2 separate regions of the Mus musculus genome follow, and region 2 is linked to region 1. A link is a loop called in an ENCODE intact Hi-C map of the cell type or tissue named here. Cell type or tissue: left cerebral cortex. All regions are shown on one strand. Each heading gives the region's core, and the rest is flanking DNA. Links, peaks and the distances in the headings are about the cores only. Region 1 holds the start of Ap2s1 (adaptor-related protein complex 2, sigma 1 subunit). Region 2 overlaps Zc3h4 (zinc finger CCCH-type containing 4).

Region 1 (2,813 bases), core at 268-2,767:
CCTTCTCCCAAAGCTCCCCCTCCTCAAATGTGACGCCTCCAAGTCTACTCTGCACCCCGGACCTCTCCTCTGTGGAACATTCTGTTCAGTTGCTCCCCATTTTCTTCTAGAATCCACTTTCTACTGCTACAGCCCTCTCTCCTCTTGCAGCAGCCTAACTCTAATCCTACAGGGGCTAACTTCCGGCCTCCAGGGTCCTCTTCTTCCCCTGGAGAGCATCTACCCTGGCCATATCCAATTTGCCCCAACACTAGCTCTCCTTAAAACCAGCTCCTTCCTTCTCATAAGGAACCCTCTCTACCCTGTCTGTAGAGTCTCTGGTTCTTTTCCATCATCCCTTCCTCATCTCCAATATCTTCTCCCGCCTCTGTGGTTTCAAAATCACCCCCAAATGTCTCCCACCAAGGCAGTCCCTCCCCTGGACACTCCTTCCCCTCCAAATCCTTTGCTTGGAACCACAAGCACACCCCGCAGCGCAGCATCCAGCCCCTGATCCCCATTCCTGACCCCAATCCCGAGAACCCGCGCCCGGCCCGGATCATCCGCAGCAGGAGGAAGCTTGTCACCTCCAAACCGAAACCCCGGGGACCGTACGTGAACCACCCCCCTCTGCCTGTCCCCGGTACGACGCTCCCCCCGTTACCATGGCGACCCCTGTCTGGACCCCAGAGGCCCGGGTCCCGCTGTAACAGGGCGGCTCCGGCTCTGCTTGCAGTTGTGGGGCCCAGGGCTAGAACTGACTTCCGGCAGGAGAACCCGCCTTCCTTCTCGGGCACGGCCCTCTGGGAGTTGTAGTTTAAACGCACGCGTTGGCAAGGGTGGCCCCGGTCTAACGCCTTCCCAGCATGCTCTGCGACTGCCCTTTTTCCTATCAAGAGACCTAGTCGCCAAATGCGAGTACCAAATGCATTGTGGATGAAGGACTCTGAATAAGGACAATTTCCATAGGTTAAAAGTAGACTGAGTGAGCGTTGCATTTCGGGAAATGTGGTTCTAGTGCTCCTCGATCCCAAAGCTACCAGCAAGGACATGCTGGGAATAGTAGTTTTTTCTTTTCAACTTTGCTTTAAATTATAACATATAATGTGCTTTGATAATATTTCCCCATTATTATTAGCTTACTTCTTTCTCCTCCACCAAAACCCTTTCTTCCCCAAAGTGTTCCTTTTTTCATGTATGTTTTTCTTGCGGAGCGTGTGACCCACGGCATTGATCTGGGGTTGCGGATGTGAGCGTTACTTACTTGGGCATGGGCATCTTTTAACAGAATACACTACTGGGAATATGACCCTCGCACCCTCGGCGACTGGTTTTTAATTTTTTGCTTATTTTATGTATTTGAGTTCTCACCTGCATGTAGGTAAGTCTATAGTATGCCTGCAGTGTCCACAGAGGTGGAAGACAGCATAAGAACCTAGGAACTGGAGTTTGGGAGCCGAATCTGCTAGAGTAGCAAAAGCTCTTAAACACTGAGTCTTCTCTCCAGCATCTCAATCCGTGCCCACCTGTGGTGAAATGCTGATGGGCCTGGTCTCCTACAGGCCTTGAGCAGTAACTCCCAGCTGCTGTAAGGTTTGGCATCATCTCTGTCACGTTCAGAAGGCATGTTTCACTCTTCCCTCCAGTGATTTTTTTTTTCCTTTAAACTCGGGTTTTAAAAAAATATTTATTATATGTAAGTACACTGTAGCTGTACTCAGATACTCCAGAAGAGAGCATCAGATTTCGTTACCAATGGTTGTGAGTCACCATGTGGTTGCTGGGATTTGAACTCAGGACCTTTGGAAGAGCAGTTGGTGCTCTTAACCGCTGAGCCATCTCACCAGCCCCTAAGCTCAGGGTTTTATGTATCCCGGACTGGCCTAGGACTAGCCTTGTAGGGGAGGATCAGTTGGAGTCCTGATCCTGCAGCTTCTGCCACCAAAGGGGCTACAGTATAGGCATATGCCACCACACCAGTCTTAGGAAAAGTAGGTTATTTTATTTTATTTTACTTTTGAGACATGGTTTCTTATGTAGTCCTGGCTGTCTTGGAACTCACTCTGTAAACCAGGCTGGACTTGAACTCAGAGATCTGCTTACCTGGACTTAAGGTATGCACCACTGATGCCCAGCAGAAATAGTGTTAAACAAGTCATTACGCTGTGGACCTAAAAATGTAACTAACTGCCTTTCTATGCTTACGCAGTGCTCTATTTAGTTGAGCTTAGGGATGTAGGTTTTCTCATAAATATAACTACATATGTACATAAAATAAAATAAAGATAGGAATTGGGCTAGACACAGTGTCTGTAAATCCATGGAAGTGTACTGGTATGGATTAAGGCTATCCTGTACTATATAGGGACTCTCTGGCTAGCCTCGACTACAGAGTCAGACTTTGTCTCAAAATTCTAAAACCTGAACGAGGCAAATAGGTCAGTGGATAAAGACAACTGCTGCCAAGCCTGACGATGACCTGTGTTCAATCACTAGAACCTGTATGGAGGAAGGAGAGAACTGACTCTCTCCAGTTGCCCTCTCCAGTTGTCCTCTGACGTACACACAAACTCTCTCTCTCTCACGCATACACACACACACACACACACACACACACACACACGCAAACACACACACACATAAACACCACTAACATACATATACAAACACACACAGAAACATAGAGGATAAATTTGAAAGATGTAAAGAGAAAAGTAAGGAGAGAAAGTCCTTGTGTTGTCCTCTGATTTACACACACACACACTCTCTCTCTCTCTCTCTCTCTCTCACATACATACACACATGCACACACTCACACACATGCACACACACAT
Region 2 (2,813 bases), core at 12-2,511, 330 kb after region 1:
CGACAGGATCTAGCTAAATTACCCAGGCTGCCCATGAGCCTGCCTCAGCCTCTGGGGAAGGTAGGACTCTAGGGTTAATCATCAGACCAGGCTCAAACTAACTGCCTTTGATCTATACCTCCTTTACATTCTGTTTCATTTGATTACATTTTCTACCCTCTTCTGATGTTTATCTAATATGCAGACATATCAATACATGGATTTCATAACCCATAATGAGCTTATCAGTATGAAAAGTACTGAACCCGGTGAGTATGGTGGTTGTCTTTAATTGCAACCTCAGGAGGCAGAGGCAGGCAGATTCCCTCTGAGTTTGAGGTCAGCCTGATCTTTATAGCAAGTTGAGAACCAGAGTCAAAACAACAACAAAAGTACTATAGCACATTGTACTTGAGAGGTGGAAGAAAGACTTCTTCAAGTTTAAGGCCAACCTGGACTGCAGAATGAGAGCCCATCTCAATTAAAAAAGAGAGAGAGAGAGAGAGAGAGAGAGAGAGAGAGACTGAAGGGATGGCTCAGCATTTAAGAGCAGTTTCTAGACCCCAGGTATAACTTCAGTTCCAGGGGTTCTACTGCTTCTAGCCTCTGGGAACACCTGAACTGATGTACACATGTCAACACACACTTTAAAAATAACCAAGGAGAGTACAGGGCGGGTGGGGAGTGGAAGTACTGAAGTACTGTGCAGACTCAGGATGGCACACTGGGAAGAAATAGCATCTGTCACATACGGCCCATACGGCACATGGAGCACTTTCTGTGACTCAATCTTTTTGCTGATTTCCCAGCAAATGCTCAGGTTAAGGAGCTGGTGTGGGAAGCCACACCAGGGCCTGATGGTTATCCTTTGGCTTTTCTACTTATAAAGGTAACAGCTGTAGTACAAACTCAGACCTAACCTTAAAAGCCAAAGGAGGGCTGGAGAGATGGCACAGTGGTTAAGAGCACTGACTGCTCTTCTGAAGGTCCTGAGTTCAAACCCCAGCAACCACATGGTGGCTCACAACCATCTGTAATGAGATCTGACTCCCTCTTCTGGTGTGTCTGAAGACAGCTACAGTGTACTTACATATAATAAATAAATAAATCTTTAAAAAAATGTTTAAAAAAAAAAGGCAGAACATGCCTGACTCCATTTAAAAAAAAAAAAAAAAAAGCCAAAGGACACAGGGACACACAGCTGTACTTGCAGGACTTAGCAGGCAGAGGCAGAAGGTGAGCTGCCTCAGCTTGGTGAGCTACCCAGTCTGGGATAGAAGACCAGCTATGTGAGACCCTCTCTTTTAAGTCTTTTAAACAAACAAACAAACAAACAAACAAACGAGTTGGAGGCCAATGTGTATTACACTGTGAGACCTTGCCTCACAAACACAAACCATCGAACAAGTGCAGGGCCTAGGGTTCCTGCCCTAGTATCCAAACCAAAACAGAAATATGAAACATTTCTGTTCCAAGCCAAGGGCAGGACAAACCTAGCTGCTCAACAAACATAGGGACTCAGTCAAATTACAAGGGGTGCGAGATCCTGGAGTCTAACAGGCCTGGCCCGCAGAGATTCAGGCCAAGGGTTGGCTGAAGCAGAGCAAAGGGGAGTAGGAGTGGGGTTGGCTTTGGATCCCTAACTTCCTGGTTCTCAGGGGGCCAACCTCAGCTTGGAATGCTGACTCACTCCATTCTAATTGCAAAACCAAATGCATGCCGGTACACTGGGCATTGGCTCAAGACAGCTGGACCATTTCAGCATCTATACCAAACACTGTGAAACAAGAAGTGTCACAAGATGGCTTCCATGGACTTTAGTCCCCACCAGCTCCCTTTAAGAAAGCTGCCCAGCACCCGAGAGGCCTACTTCCGTCAGTCAGACACATCCTGCTTCTGTTTACACACGGAACAGCCAGTGTTCTATTTAGAATTTCTCCCAGTAAGGACAGAGGCACTGAGCGGCAGCCACTGTGTGGGTGCTCTGTAGCACCCATTGGACTGTGGTAACCCTGAGGAGTGGGCATTGGTGCTGGAGGGCACCAGCCCTGGACAGCAGTAGCTGCTTTCACATACCCACACCCTTCCTTCACATCCTGTTGCTATCTCCAGCGTTCAGAGATGTCACCACTTGCCTGACAAACAGGGAGCTGAGTCACCAATCAACAAAACCGAAGCAGGGAAAATGAGAGTAATTCTCTATTGGGAGGAGCAATGTGGCCAGGAGAAACAAGCTACTTACTCCTAGCAGACAGCCTCCAATCCTAATGAAAAATTATCTCTATGATGATGTAGCTGTAACTAGCACCAACCAAGAGGTCGTGTCTTCATTTCTATCACATCAGCTCAAGAATTATCTCAATGTGCAACGTGCCTGAAATTGATTTTGAAACCACTCCACCTCACCGCACAGCACTAACACAATATGAATTGCTGCACTGTTTCTAGCAGTGTATCTACAGCATTCAGACGCAACAGAGCTTTATAGCAGATGAGGCTCAAAACTTGGAAAGCCAGAGCTGGAAAGTTTGCCTTAACTTATCCAAACAGGCAGCTTGCCATAGTCTATGAGGCCTTAATTATGTAACTGACTCCAGACCATTTCCTCCATTACCACTGCCAAAGAGCAGGCTGCTCCTCCCAGGCCTTCAAAAGTCAGCAAGTAACTGCCAGAAAGCTGCAACCTTCCTGTTTGCCTGTTGTGCACCCCAGCACTGGTGAGGCACAGCCATGGGCCAGGCTCAACTCAAGCCATCGTCTCACTTCAGATGCCATGGCAGGCAGGCAGAATCAGCACTCTGGTACTACTAAAAAAGTCCATCCACAGAGACCAT

Evidence for each region. Hi-C counts contacts between places; a loop is a spot of excess contacts. Peaks named below come from ENCODE experiments on the same cell type or tissue, not always from the same donor. Only the 100,000 strongest peaks of a DNase experiment are listed, where the experiment ranks them.
Region 2: it touches region 1 in a loop (1.9-fold over the local background); 2 of 42 quality-filtered maps call a loop at or near these places.

What each region holds. Positions count from the first base shown.
Region 1 is chr7:16,736,369-16,739,181 of GRCm38, reverse strand. Ap2s1 (adaptor-related protein complex 2, sigma 1 subunit) reads right to left here and starts at 738. Exons shown (of 5, transcript NM_198613.2): 1 at 644-738. The coding sequence starts at 646. In left cerebral cortex, for the core only: a CTCF peak has its summit at 1,543; DNase peaks (open chromatin) are centred at 853 and 1,251; H3K4me3 peaks cover 1,361 bases; H3K27ac peaks cover 479 bases.
Region 2 is chr7:16,405,056-16,407,868 of GRCm38, reverse strand. All of the region lies in intron 1 of Zc3h4 (zinc finger CCCH-type containing 4), which reads right to left. Among named protein-coding and RNA genes, the nearest start is that of Zc3h4, 5.3 kb to the right of the region's middle. In left cerebral cortex, for the core only: a CTCF peak has its summit at 1,184; DNase peaks (open chromatin) are centred at 717, 1,755 and 2,060; H3K27ac peaks cover 1,331 bases.